Regions from separate parts of the Homo sapiens genome. Here all the other regions are linked to region 1. A link is an interaction called in ENCODE POLR2A ChIA-PET data of the cell type or tissue named here. Cell type or tissue: MCF 10A. All regions are shown on one strand.

Region 1 (5,000 bases):
ACCTGGAAAATCTAATTTATTTAACATTAACTTTTCAGACATACTTCTTAAGCTGTATTTTGGTTTTTTGCACTTTAAAATGTCAGTGTACTTTTACAGCAGATGAACTAGTTCCTTATAACATAGCTTTTTCTTGTTTCTCAGAATTTTAGCTAAGATTGTACAAAAGAGACTTCTATTAAATAAATATAATTCCCTATCAAGTCTGTAATCAACTTGAAAATCGTTCATCTAGAAACTGAATACATTAGGCCTTGATATTAATAACATAATATAATGCAGTATTTTAGATAATATTCAAAGAGGAAATAAAGCACTAAAGAAAGAGTAGCAATCATACTTCAAATATTATAATTATAGATTAAAATGCTCTTATTTTATTATACACAAAATAAATTACAAAATAAGAGCATTTTACTATAAACACAACATAAATGAAGCATACTTATTCATTTTACCATAATTTAAATACTGACATTGCACAACAATTCCTAAAACTTTTGTGATTCATAAGTTAATTCCCAGCCATTAAGTACCTAAATAATGTTAATATTTTATCTTCTTTTTCTTTCTGGGCACTTCCTTCCTTCACTTGAACTAACAATTTTCTTTTCAGCCATTCTCACCCATCCAGCAATACCTGAGCAAATATGCTGGCATATAAAGGCAAATCATGATTGCCTTGCTTAGCTGCAGAAAGTCACCCAATGCCTATTTACCATCAATCAGCTAATACTGTGGTTCCAAATGTTAATCTGGCAAAGTTCAACAATTCATTTCTTATATTTCAAAAGTTAAGGGAAATTCTACTAACTATAACACTAAATGTCTGCTTTTAGCCAAACTACATTAATTATAATTAATCTATTAAGAATACCCCAAGCTAATCAGAAGCTGTATGTAGGTCATGAATTAGAAATAGATGGGGAGGGCTGGGTGTGGTGGCTCACGCCTGTAATCCCAGCACTTTGGGAGGCCAAGGCAGGTGGATCACTTGAGGTCAAGAGTTCGAGACCAGCCGGGGTAACATGGTGAAACCCTGTCTCTACTAAAAAAATACAAAAAATTTATCTGGGCGTGGTGGCGCGCGCCTGTATTCTCAGATACTCAGGAGCCAAGATTGCGCCACTGCACTCCAGCCTGGGTGACAAAGCGAGATTCCATCTCAAAAAAAGAAAAGAAAAAAAATAGATGAGGAAATGAAAATGAATGATTACTTAATAAATAAAATCAGGTAATATGATAAATGAAAATCTTCAAAACATGAGCAACATGGAAAAAAATAATGAAAAAAACATTTAGGATTATGGAATTTAAAATGTCCAACCTCTGATGACAATGAAAAACATGCATTGAGAAGTTACTATGTGTCAGGTACCACGTTAAGTGACTCAGCGTGTACCATTTCATTCCCTCTTCATCATCCTGAAATAGGTATAATTTTTGTTCCTATTTTACCATAAAGGTAACAGATTCAGAGGGGTTAAGTAATTTGCCATGGTTGTACATCTAATAAGTAGCAAAGCTGAGATTTAAACACACTCCCTTACACTCCACCCTGAATACGGAGACTGTATTAAATTTCTGTCATTTCATAACACATCCCAGTTTAGTGGCTTAAAACAACACCCATTTATCATCTCAGTTTCTATAGGTCAGGAGTTGAGGCACAGCCTAACTGGGTCCCCTGCTCAGGGTCTCACAAGGCTGTGATCTAGGTGTCGACACAGCTACATTCTTTTCTGGAGTCTGGAGTTTGGGGTCCTCTTCCATGTGTATGTGATTTCAGAGAGTTCACTTCCTTGAAGCTGGAGGACTGAGGTCCCTGTTTTCTTGCTAGCTGTCAGCCAGGGGCCACTCTCAGACTCAGGAGGCTGCCTGCAGTTTCTTGTCACATGGTACCTCACTACGTCATGGCCAAAAGGAGAATCAATCCTTCCAGTCTGCTATAATGGCAGTTTACATAGCAATAACATAACCACGGAAGTGACGATCCCACCATCTTTGCCATATTCTGTTCACTAAATGCAACTCATTAGCTCCAACAACACTCAAGGGGAGGAGATTATACAAGGATATGACTCATTGGGGTTTATCTTAAAATCATGCCTACTGTAAGTACCAATGTTCTGTTCCTGTTTTATTTACTTAACTGATGACTGTCTTCTGGATTGGAGTCAATATTACCTGGGAAAACACCAAAGCAATCAAGTTAGCCATGACTTGTACATATGCGAATGACAGAAACAAAATGATAGTTTCAAGTAGACAATAGGGGCTCCCAAATTCTGTAAGCTTGAGGACTATTGTGTCTACAGTAAATCTATGATTTCATTGTTGAATAATTTGAAGTCAATATTAGATGAATTCCCCCAGTAAATGAAGAACATTACTTAGCAGTCAACACTAAAGGCCAATTTTCCAGAGGCCAGTTTCTCTATTAGTGAACTTGGCTTAAAATAAGTAAGGACCATTTAAGTACTCAATTTTTCTAACTAATAACCAAAAAAAAAATCAACACCATGTTGAACCTGATCCCCCTGCCCAAAAAAAAAGGTTTTAGTGACAACTCTCGGAATTGGTGAATTTGGGACCCAGCTGCTTATAGGCATTACCACTGGCAGGATTATCAGGGGGTACTCCCTTCTGTAAAGCACTATTGTACTGGCTCTACTAGCCATTCCTTCAGGGTTACAAGGAAGTAATATGCACAAATTGTTAACCAACATAAAAGTTTATTTCAAAGAACCATGGGAAAGGCCAGCAAAAGGAGGCATTATTGATCAGCGGTGTAGGTATTCAGGGACATTGGTTTACCCATTAAAATGTGCAGCCAGTATCGTAAACAACCAGTGATATTTGCTCACTATTGCTCCAGAAAAAACAACAGCCTAAAGCTGAGTCATCAGCTTTCTCTTTAATCATCTGATATATATTCTTCTAAATAGAGGATTTGATTGGGCCATTTAGCACTGCATGGTATGGAGGGATTTAATGGGCACAGTCTCTGCCAACCTCCCAAGGGTGATTGGCTCCCTTATAGGCAGTCCACACAGAGTTGCTTTCAGCTTTGAGCCTGGCCCAGGTCCTGCAGGTGGTACCCACTTAACAGGAAGCTCCACTCCCTAAGAAAGAATGAACATGAACCAACTAATGATTATAACAATACTGGCAAAAAGAGTTGGGCCATTTTTCTTAAAAGATGAATGTGTAAGTAAAATGTGTTTTAAAAAATGTACGGATATACCCTTCGGCCCATGTGATTCAAATGAAAGAAGTAAATATATCAAACACCATAAAGATATTTAATCGCTTGGGCATTTTGAGAGTCTTTGATTCTTAAGAATTTACACTAAAGAGAAAATACTGATGTGAGGGGAAAAATATATGTTTGAAAATAGACGTTACAACATTATTTATAATACCCCCAAATCAGAAAGAAACTAAATGCCCAATAATAACAGATTGTGAAATAAGATTTTCTAATACTGGCCATTAAATATAACTATGAAGTTACGCAAAAACTTGGGGAAAAGGCAAACCAATTCTTAAATAGGAAAAAAGGTTATATAACCACATATAATCTTTAGGATTTGAGTTACTGCCCACTAAAACTTTGACTCCACCCTTAATTTGCTTAACAAACAGCAAAGATGAACCAGGTCACCCTTTCCTTCAAGTCACCACAAATTCCATTTGAGCAACATCTGAATGAATAGGATTTCCCTATTCATGCAGCACAGGCCAGCACTAGGATAAGGGGTAGTAGATTGAGTTGAATCTATCTCTGGGAACATATCCCAAAGAAACAATCCAAGATGTAGGTGAATAATTATGCATAAAAACTTTCACTATACCAGTATTTACATTAGCAAGGTGTTTAGAAAAGATTAGAAAATGGGATTTCCATAGTTATTCATTCATTTAAAAAGTATTTACTGAATGCTTACTCTGTACCAAGTATTTTAGTCATGGAGGATACATCAGTGAACAGAAATAGCTTATGTTTTTGTGGGTAAAGACAGGTACTAAAGAAATCAACTAGTAAGTACTTTGTATGCTGTTACGGGTTGAATGGGTCCTCCAAAAATGATGTGTTAAAGTCCAACCCCCAGGATCTCAGAATGTAAACTTATTTGGAAATAAGATCATTGCAGATGTAAATAGTTACATTAAATTGGTCATAATAGAGTAGAATAGGCTTTTACTTCAATATGGCTGGTGTTCTTATAAGAAGAGAGAGACACAGGGGGAAGATGGCCATGTGAAGATGGAGGCAGAGACTGGAGTGATACATCCACAAGCTATGGAATGCCAAGGTTTGCCAGCCATTTATAAGAAGCTAGGAGACAGGCGTGGAACACATTCTCCCTCTGAACCCTCAGAAGGAACCAACACTGCCGACATTTTGATTCCGGACTTCTGACCTCCAGAACAAGGTGAGAATAAATTTCTGTTGTTTGAGGCCACCCAGTTTGTGGTACTTGGTTATGGCAGCCCTAGGAAATGAATATACATGCCACACAGAAAAAGCAAGATGCAGAAAAATTAAAATAGGTAAGATTGCAGGGAAAGGAGTATTGGGTAGAGAGACTGCTCTTTATAAAGACTATGTAGAGAGTTTCACAGGTAAGATGGAATTTGAACAGGAACCTTAAGCAAGGAGGGAACAAGATAGGCAGGCATCTGGGGACAGAACCTATCAGGTCAGGACACAGCAAAGCAAAGTTCCAAAGGGAGAGGAAGCTGGACACCTGTGTGGCCGGAGCAGAGTGGATAAGGGCCAGAGGGGTGTGGGATAGAGGCAGCAGTGGGAGATAGAGACACTTACTGGCAGTGACATTGCAATGCCTTTGAGGGTTTGAGCAGATCCATAACATTATCTGGTTACTTTGTTGAGTATAAACTGTCATGGGACCAGGATGGAATCCAGGCAAAGACCCCTCAGGGGGCTCCTGAAATCATCCAACCGAGAGATGAAGATGGCTTGGGCCAGTGCG
Region 2 (5,000 bases), 190 kb before region 1:
CTCTCTATATATATATATATATATAAAATATATATATAATATAATGCAATATAATATAATATATATATGGGCAAGGATTTGCATAGACATTTTACCATAGGAGAATAAACAGATGACAAGATGTGTTTAATGATAAGGTCAATAAACACATGATAAGATGATCAACATCATTATTCACAAAAGAAACACAAATCAGACCCACTTCATATCCACCAGGAAAGCTTAAAATAAAAAAATCAGACAATAATAAGTGTAGACAAGGATGTGGATAAATTGGAACCCTCATACCTTGCTGGTGGGATTGTTAGGTGGAGCAGCCACTTTGGGAAAGTTTGTCAGTGTTTCAAAACATATAACCCAGCAATTTCACTCCAAGAGAATTAAAAACATGTATCCACACAAAGATATGTGCATGAATGTTTATAGCAACGTTACTCATAGTAACCAAACAATGGAAACAACCCAAATGTGCATCACCTGGTGAATGGATCAACAAAATGTGGTATATCCACATCGTGGAATATTATTTGGCCATAAAAAGGAACACAGTGCTAATATATGCCACAACATGGATAATCCTTGAAAATATTTTGCCAAGTGAAAGAAGCCAGTCTCAAAAGACTATACATATTCCATGTCCATAATAGGCAAATCTGTGGAGATAGAAAGTAGAAATGTCCAGAATAGGCAAATCTATAGAGCAGAAAATAGATTATTGGTTGTTTAGGGATGGGGTGAGGGGAGAATAGGATTATGATTGGTAAACAGTATAGGGTTTCTTTTTGAGGTGGTAAAAGTGTTCTAAAATTGATTGTGTGATGGTTGTACGTACTGTGAATATATTTTAAAAACCACTGTATTATATACTTTAAAGGGACAAATTTTATGTGTGTAAATTATATTTCAATAAGCTATTTTTTTTAAGTGGGGCTAGAAAGGTTTGAGGACCCTGGAAGCCATGAGAGTACTGAGTTTCCCTGATTTCAATCAAAAGATGACTGAATAGGCTCAAAATGTCCTTGTAGCTCCCTGAGCATTAGAAGAGAAAACTGCAAAATATCTGAGTAGTTCACTTTTGGTGGGGAATGTGGGTGAACTGCTCACTGCTCTTCCCTTTCCCTGAAAGTCTTTATCTCCTCTTGAATCTCACCTTGGGTCAACAATACATCTAATTGAGCGGCTGCCCCGGGGCCCTGCGTTCTCCACTGGAGAGTACCTGGCACATACTTCTAGTCCTATCTGGACTCTGGTTCCTCTGCCTGGCTCATCAGCTTTTTGTAAAACAAGCAGGAAAGCATAACCTTTGGGGTCACACAAATGACTCTGCTGCACAGCTGAAGTGCAGGCCTTTGTCCAACTGCTTCCTGCCCGACTTCCTGTGGTAGCAGATATTGATTTTTCTCATGACAAAGCAATTATTTACCTGTTCTGGAAGGCTGGGAATTTTAATCCCCAGTTTTAGAGGAGGGAAAGTGACACTGGCAACCTCTTTAAGTAGAATGTTATAGAAGGAAAAGCTAAATAGTGTGACAGCTGTCTGGGCAAAGAAGAGAGAGACGGTGATATTTACATAGACCTGATAGGTATTGAAAATAGGAAAGGTAGAAAGAATGTTTTAAAAGGAAAACTTCTAGGATTGTATCCAAAAGAAACAACTTCCTATAGCTAGGCTCTAAGCCCTTGTCCAATAAAAAAATCAACCATCATAAGAAACAACTCAATCTCCAATCATGCAGCACTGTTGTAATTAAGCTTTGAGGACTGGTGACTACATCACACATTACCATGGGTAGAGTGACAAAATCTTTCCTCCCTGTAATAGTGATATTATATGGGTAAAAGCTGCTTATGTGGAAGAAGTTGGTTTAAGCATGTGGTTCGAGAAAACATAACCAGTTAGTAGACTTTAGAATGAATTGAGATCTACAGCCGTTTGAACTATGTGGATGGCTGTCCCTACAGGCAGACAGGAGCAGGGTGAGTTCCCTGTGTACCCCCACCCTCCATAGACTTGACTCCTTGGTTGTGCAAGGCACTGGCAGAGCTGCCCAGGCACATGCAACAACCAGTCAACCCAAGGCTGTGAATTAGGTCCTTTCCCCACCCACCTAGAAGCTGCAATTCTGCTGTTCCCCAAAAGACTTTCTTCCTATTGGTCTTACTATAATTGAAAGAGATAAAAGGATCCACATTGAAGAAAGTAGCCCACCAGGAAAACTGCAAGTGAGGGGAGTTATTGTCAGTGTGCAGTGACAAGAACTCACTAGGCACAACCTCAGCCAAGACCCAGAGACGCTCTCTGAAAGTGGAACAGGGGTGGCATCCTAGGAGGAAACAGGAAACCTGGGTCTAAGGGCCTGGCAATGTCATCTTGAGACCACGACATTTATTGATAGGGTTCAGAAGGGTATTTCTTTTTTACATTTATTGATAGGGTTCAGAAGGTATTTCCTTTTTAAAGGATGGCATTAGTAGCTATGACAAGCCTGGTAGAAATGTCTGAATGTGATTATTTCCCAGTTGCTGAATGAGTTGAAGATCATCAACATTTGGTGAGACTCAGTACTAGGTCAGGAATTATATAAAATGGAGAGTCAGCCGTAATCTCTATGCATTAGACTCCTGTAAAAACACCAGTGTGTTGCTCAGACTCTGAGCTAATAGCCTCAGGAAAAATAATTTATGCCATTCAGGACAACTCATACAAGTGTAATGTGGAACCTGTTTTATCCAGCTTTTTTTAAAGGCAATTTTTCTGGAAATCAAACCACTCTAAGAAATAAATCCTTGTAAACATCTCTGAGTAATTGCCAAAGCCTCTCTAGCAGAGCAGTTCCCTACCATCAGCCTGCCCCACCCCAGAAAAAAACCCAGACTCCTCGAAGCCCAGCAAAAACCTAAGTAGGTCTTGGCTTTGTTCATCTGGCATTGTAATTCCTCTGAATGGTCCTCTCTTTGTCATTGGGCTACACTTAGGTAAAATCAAGAGAGCTGCAAAAGGTATGTGACCTAAGCACTTGGCAAGACATGGAGGAGGCAGAGACCATTATTGGTTGTAGGACATAACATTTTCTGGACTGTTCTAAAGATACATTATTCAGAGTGAGCTAATAGCAGTATTGCAGCCCTCAAAGGGCTGGATGACATTGACAACATTCACTGACATTCCACTAAGTGCCAGGCCATGTGCTGAGCACTGGGTTGACAAAGATTTACAAAATGGGGTTGAATGAGCTTTAGGATAACTTAGGACTGAGCTCTGTCTCCTTACTACTATTACTGTTGAGAAGGTCAGTTTGTGGGCCAGATCTGAAGCTTGTAATGCAAAAAGAGAAAAATGATTCTGAAAATAATGACAGAACTAAGTACAAACTCTGTCCTCAAGAGTTTCAGTCAATGTAGGTGGTTGTTTATATAGGAAGGACGTCTTCAGACTCAGGAAATTATGAAATAAGCACACAAAACAAAATTTTTACTAATTTAAGTCATGTTTTGTGTTAACACTTCCACCTGGGTGGAAAATTGGCTCAAAGACATATGACTGCTAATATAATCAGTAGCAGGTGATCAGTGAGGTATCATGGACCCTGGGGTGGGCACAATATATTTTATTCATTTTCTCTTCAATCTGAATGAATATAATTGTTGTCAGCAAAATCACAAGATGATTCCTAGACACAATCCCAGAATATGAAAAATGCATATTTAATAATTTCTTTTTTTTTTTTTTTTTTTGAGATGGAGTCTCGCTCTGTCACCCAGGCTATAGTGCAGTGGTGCTATCTCAGCTCACTGCAAGCTCCACCTCCTGGGTTCACGCCATTCTCCTGGCTCATCCTCCCGAGTAGCTGGGACTACAGGTGCCCGCCACCACGCCAGGCTAATTTTTGTGTATTTTTAGTAGAAACGGGGTTTCACCATGTTAGCCAGGATGGTCTCGATCTTCTGACCTCGTGATCCGCCCACCTCGGCCTCCCAAAGTACTGGGATTATAGGCGTGAGCCACCACGCCTGGCCCCAATAATTTCTTTTAAAAAGCCCCAGAGAAGAAAAGATGAATAATTTTGACAGATATTCAGCGATGTGGTGGTAAATGTTTAACAACTGACTCCCTGGAAAAGAAGTATATGTTTATTATAAATTTTACTGATATAATAGATGGATAGCACATATACAAATGCTAATACAAGCAATAAAAATTAACTGATACTCAGAGAGTGCTTTTGTTGATTTTTGCCAGTCTCATATCCATAGCCAACTTATGGCTGCAATTGACAAATGAATGTATTTCTGATATGAATATTGATTGGCATTTTCATTTATGTTAATGAGTAAAGCAAAAGTAAAACAGCAAAGACCATGAAAGAACTTCACCTGTTCCACAATAACATGAGAAAATTTTTTGTCAAACTGAACTTGATAATAGTTGTTGAGTACGGGAAGAATATTTCCTCAATTTTTTGTGCTATTCATTATGTAATGGCTGTAGATACAACACATTTTTCTTTTGAAGTATGTTAGACCCACAGTTAAGTGATAATGATCAAAACTAATAAACATTGGCACCGTACTATTAACCAAATTGCAGACTTTATTCAGATTATCAGGGTCCCAAATTGCATTTAGTTGTCATTTCTCCTTGTGGCTGTGATAATAATACCTCAATATGTCCTAGTCTTTCAGGACCTTGATACTTTTGAAAATAATGGTCAGTTATCTTGTTGCTTATCCCTCAATTTTGGCTTGTTTGACATTTTCTCGTGATTATGTTAAAGTTATTCATTTTATGCAAGAATATTTCAGAAGTAATGTGCCTTTCTAAGCACATCATTATCAAGGGGTACATGATGTTGATATATCTTATTACTGGTGATAACCTTAATCACTGCTAGGATTTAAATGTGTCCCCTAACAAGCATGTGTTGGAAACTTAATCTCCAATGCAACAGTGTTGGGAGGTAGGGCCTAAAAGAAGGAGGTGAGGTCATGAAGGCTCTACC
Region 3 (5,000 bases), 200 kb before region 1:
GGCACACATTGTATTTCTTAGTAAAAGCTGATTTCACATCCATCACCTCATTAACATTTCTGTATATTTCAAAATGAATGTTATATGATACTGTTTATAAACTCTGGGTTGGTACAGTTTCTAGTTCAATTACAAAAGACCCAAGATAGTTTTTTTTTTTTTTTTCAGGGCCACACAGGGTGCCAACATCCAATCTCAAGATCTTCGGGAAATATGCTCACCCTCCAAAATACTTACAGATGTGTCTCCTCTTTTTTGTAAAATAAATGCTCTTCTTATATTTGGTGTTTCCTTGGTATGGCCACAAGATTATTTAGTATGACATATTTAATGGTGAAGATAAAGGTGAGCATCACAATGTTTTAAACAAATCACATTTGGGTGGGATATTATAAGAAAGAAAGTTCCCAGGGGATAGAAAAATGGTTTCCTTAAATCACTCCATACTCAATAAGCGTCGTAGGGCTCTCAATATACATCACCAGACCAGGAGATGCATTTGGCTAAGGCATACCAGACTAGGATATGAATCACAGAACACTATTCCAAGACTATTACAGAATCCACATACAATATAAACCAGAAAAGGCTGCATTTTAACCTCTGTGACTCATGCATTACAGCCTGTGACTCCATGAGGAGGGTTAGGAATCAGGCTGACATCCAGCTCAGGCCAAACAAACTTACAGCCAAGAGAAACAGAAGCATCACCTTCCCAGCAGAGAGCAAGATGTACAGAGCTTGATACTTTACACTCGTTAGAATTATGTAACTTGTCAATGGTTGAGACTCTAGGGTAGAGGGTTTTGTGCTTTTTATTTTTTCTGGTATAAATATTTAAACTTCTCCATAACATTAGAGTTAGAACTTACTTTCCTGAAATGAAATTCTAAAACAAATTTGACAGCAAAACACTGTGGAATTTTTAAATGCCAACAGGTTTGTGTCCATTACAGAACACACAGAGTTTTGACCTCTCACTTTTCCTGGTGCTACTGCTTTCAAAATTTCTAAGGTCATTGTACCATGGGGCTCTAATTCTTGGTTAAGGAAGGCACCGAGATCATACCAGGAATATTCTCCTATTAGCTGAAACTTGAACTTTGCCTGGCAGGAGGTGTTATAAATTATTTTTTGGCTAGCATTTGCTTTTTAAAACACTCTTTTACCCGGGTTTCTCAAATTAGTTCCTGTAGTGATACTATCTCTATTTTTGCCTCTTTATGACTAGGGTCTTTAATGGCTTCAGAAGTGCCCTGGGCTGAAACTTGATCTGAGAAGGTTATTATCAGAACTGTGTTCCAAGAGAAAGCAGTGTGCTAGCTCTACATGTATACATGAGTTGCCATCAACATGAATTCAATTACAATGAAGATAATTTGGAGTAGACAATTGTATTTTGGTTGCATGACATCCATTTTATCTTAGTGTAATAACACCACAGGTTTTTTTTTTTTTTTTTTTTTTTGATGGGGAGGGGGAACAAATTACCTTTACCCTGTTAGATATACTCTTACAGTTTTTTTTTTTAAATAAATTACCTTTACCCCATTAGATATTCTCCCAAACTGGCATCAGATGTGTGGCCAAAGCCAGATCAATCAAAATAAACTTCAGGAATTTTACAGGAACTATTTAAAAAAAGAAAAAAAAAAGAGTTTCTCTTTCCTGAGAGACATGATTTTGGGAAGAGCATTCCACTTTAAAGGCAGAGTTTGGAGCTGCTGAGGCTGCCACGTGGAGACTGGAAATAGCAATAATCTAATAGAAGCCAGAGAAACCGAGCACTCATGGCCTAATGTGATCCTGCATCAAGGTGTGTTCAAACACAGACCTATCCTTTGATTTTTACCTTTGAGATTTACAAGAACCAATAATTCCCTTTTTGGCCTAAGATAATGTGTGTCAGGAATTCTATGATTTATCACTGAAATACAGACTTGTCATATTTTTCTACAATTGTTCAAAATTATTATTTTATCATTTTCTATTTATAATGGAATTTCGATGAGCTGTTTTAAGGAAGACAAAAATAGAGTGAATATTTTAAATTTAGATATAATCCCATTTTCATTTTTTTCAACTTTAATTCTTTCTCTCTCAGCAAATATTTTGTCAAGATCACAATGCTATAATAATAAGCACTACCATGGATTGATTAGGATTTCACTGCTTTTTTTTCCTATGCCCGAACATATTCCCTTGTATGCTGCTAGTAAAATTGTCAAATAGGGACAAAAGCAAACAAACATAGGACATAGATGATTTATCAATTTGATAAACAGTTGAGAGTTGGCTGCATTTATTTTCAATGGCAAATAATAATAACAATAATGGTAGCTAGCATTTACTGAATGCTTTGTCTATGGGGAGCTCTATGAAAAGCGCTTTACATAAACTAACTCATTTTATCCTTAAACTTACCCGGGAGGCAGTGGTGTGCTGGTAAAATGGCTCTGGGGGATGAGAGGGAAGCCAGATTGACAGTTGACTCATTTTTGTGGTGTAAATACTCCCACCCTGGCTGATTTCAAGCAACTGACAGTTTAAATACTAGTTTGCAAAATTCTTGCATATTTAACATCAGCTCTTTGGATCAGGTAAAATAGACTCCAGTCCACCACTGCAGGAAACTAAATCGGAAGACAGATCATGCAGCTTCCTTAACTCTAGCAGTTTGTAAACCCGTTTGTACTACTCCAGAGCACACCTCTGGAGTACAGAGTGGAGTGTCAACCTCTGTACTCCTTTCTAATCATGGGGCAGATTTTTGCTGTGTTTAAAAAGAGTGCTTCAATGTTCTGTATTTTATGGGTGAACAGCAAAAGTTGATATTAAATATGATGCTTGTATCATGTCTTCGGTTAACAGACACCAAGCTATTCTACTACAGAATGTTTTGAAGATAACTGTGTCTAGTGCATGTCTGGGCACGTTAACAAAAATTAAAGAATGATAAAAAGGATGGGGCATCAATTATGAGTGATCTCTTGGAATGTTTCAGCCCCAAACCCTTCCTAATTCATGTGTTGCCATGTTTCTTAATCTTACTATTAATACAACCCTTTCCAAATGGTTCGGGAAATTTATAGGTGGGTTTTGAGCCCATGGAAAATACTGAGTTGTAATTATGGATTTAAAATCCTTATACACGTGTGTGTAGTGTGTGTGTGTATAAATGCCAAATATTCCCATACTACAGAAGATTAAGTAAATTATAACTGATGAGATGTTACACTAATTTCCTTTCATCCTTATGCAGGCTTGACTACAAAGTCTCTCTTGGCTCGCAAGTAGAGGATTTTGCATATATTGTTTATTATTTCATTCCAAGCCCAAAAGCCGCAACAAAGTAAAATTGATTAAAAAAAAAACTGTAAACAGTAGATAATAGACGTCTTTGCACAGCAGAACTCTCAGAGTTCACTAGATAATAGACATGAAAGCACTTTGGAGAATTCAAGGCATGACACAAACGTGAGGAATTATTATTGAGTAAAAAAAAATCTCAAAGGAAAATTCCTCAACAGCTCAACTTATACATATTGTTTTCAAACTATGAGTATATAACAAAGTAGAAACTTCCCTATTATACACATGTAATAAAAGAGCTAATAACTGATGTGGCTCTGAGAACTGTATATTTTGTATGTATTTGAAGAAGAACGATTTTAGTTTTTAAGAAACTCAATCACTCCTGCATCCCTTACCAAAGGTATTAAGGAAAAAAATTCTCCATAAGAAATAATACAGAATTTTATATGTGAATATTTACATAAATCCTTAAGTTTTAAAAACCTCATTCCATTAATAAAGTATTATTAACTTTATTTAGGTAGGATAATATTATTGAGATATTTTTTAAGCGTTCTTATCTGTTGGAGTTACATAAAAATCTTCACAGATGAAATAATATAATGTCTGAGATTTGCTTCAAAATACCTGGGAAGGGGGCTATGGGGGACAATCAGTGAAATGAGACTGGGCATGTTTTTGATAACTGTTGAAGCTGTGCTGATGGTACATGAAAGAATTTTTTATATGTTTGAAACTTTCCCCAATAAGAGTTCAAGAAACCTACGTCACAGCAATATCTAAAACATTTTAGAACAATTCTAAGGGCTGAACAAGAGTATGGTGCGAATTCATTTCCAAAGTACCCATTCTTACTGACTTCACTGCCTGATTTTGGTCTATTCTAGTTCGGTCCACGCTTACATTGCTGCCAGAATTACATTTCAAAAAAATTAAATGAGTTCATGGAACTCCCTTGCCCAAAATAATTCTTTTGAGTTCCCATCACCAAAAGAATACAGTTCGCAATTCTTTCTTTTGTGATCTCACAGCACTTTAGTCTCATTCTCCTATAGAAATCTCCTGTGTAGTATAATCTTTTCAGCATCTATGTTCTTGTGTCCTGCAAGATGGTGAAAACCATGAGTACAGAGATCAGGTCTTTTTATCTTCCTATCTTTGGTGCTTGGCATATTATCAAGCATGTGGTAGATGCTCAATAAATTTTTGATGAGCAAAGTAAATGTGAAATGCAAACAGATTATATAAAAGTAAATGCTTAGACCAATGAAACTATAACAGGTAAGTCATGATAGCTAAACAATTTCTACTTAGCAGTTTTGTTTTTTATTTTTCTTTAACCCTTCTAAATAAGGCATGAAATTTATTTATAATCAAAATTAAAGGGAAATACTTATGCTAATAAAAAGTATCTTTTAATTGAAAAAGACACAGGTAAATGAATGGGCATAATTTTTGATACTCTTACATATATACACCTAAAGCAAATCTAGCTATCAGAAATATACTATCCTCAACAGATAGGATCTTGGTAATACTGTCAGTGCAAGATTAGTTGTTTTACTGCTATAATCATGGTCATAAAAATCATAATCAACTTGGGTGCCTTTCTGCAAGCAATAAAAAACAGATAAATTAGACTTTGTCAAAAGTAAAAACTTTTGTTCATCAAAGGATACTATCAA

What was found. Peaks named below come from ENCODE experiments on the same cell type or tissue, not always from the same donor. Only the 100,000 strongest peaks of a DNase experiment are listed, where the experiment ranks them.
Region 2: POLR2A ChIA-PET joins it to region 1 with 5 read pairs; 3 of 35 experiments call an interaction of 5 or more read pairs at or near these places.
Region 3: POLR2A ChIA-PET joins it to region 1 with 8 read pairs; 2 of 35 experiments call an interaction of 5 or more read pairs at or near these places.

The regions. Positions count from the first base shown.
Region 1 is chr14:51,339,470-51,344,469 of GRCh38, reverse strand. All of the region lies in intron 1 of LINC00640 (long intergenic non-protein coding RNA 640), which reads right to left. LOC124900595 (a long non-coding RNA gene) reads left to right here and starts at 4,358. Exons shown (of 3, transcript XR_943854.3): 1 at 4,358-4,439. It overlaps LOC105370495 (a long non-coding RNA gene), which reads left to right. Exons shown (of 3, transcript XR_007064165.1): 3 at 4,235-4,353. In MCF 10A, no CTCF peak of the experiment used is centred here; a DNase peak (open chromatin) is centred at 2,099.
Region 2 is chr14:51,531,104-51,536,103 of GRCh38, reverse strand. All of the region lies in intron 2 of FRMD6-AS2 (FRMD6 antisense RNA 2), which reads left to right. It also overlaps a transcript of FRMD6 not described here. Among named protein-coding and RNA genes, the nearest start is that of FRMD6-AS2, 66 kb to the left of the region's middle. RefSeq lists enhancers at 1,159-1,453, 713-1,912. In MCF 10A, no CTCF peak of the experiment used is centred here; DNase peaks (open chromatin) are centred at 2,043 and 2,693.
Region 3 is chr14:51,543,052-51,548,051 of GRCh38, reverse strand. All of the region lies in intron 2 of FRMD6-AS2 (FRMD6 antisense RNA 2), which reads left to right. It also overlaps a transcript of FRMD6 not described here. Among named protein-coding and RNA genes, the nearest start is that of FRMD6-AS2, 54 kb to the left of the region's middle. In MCF 10A, no CTCF peak of the experiment used is centred here; a DNase peak (open chromatin) is centred at 621.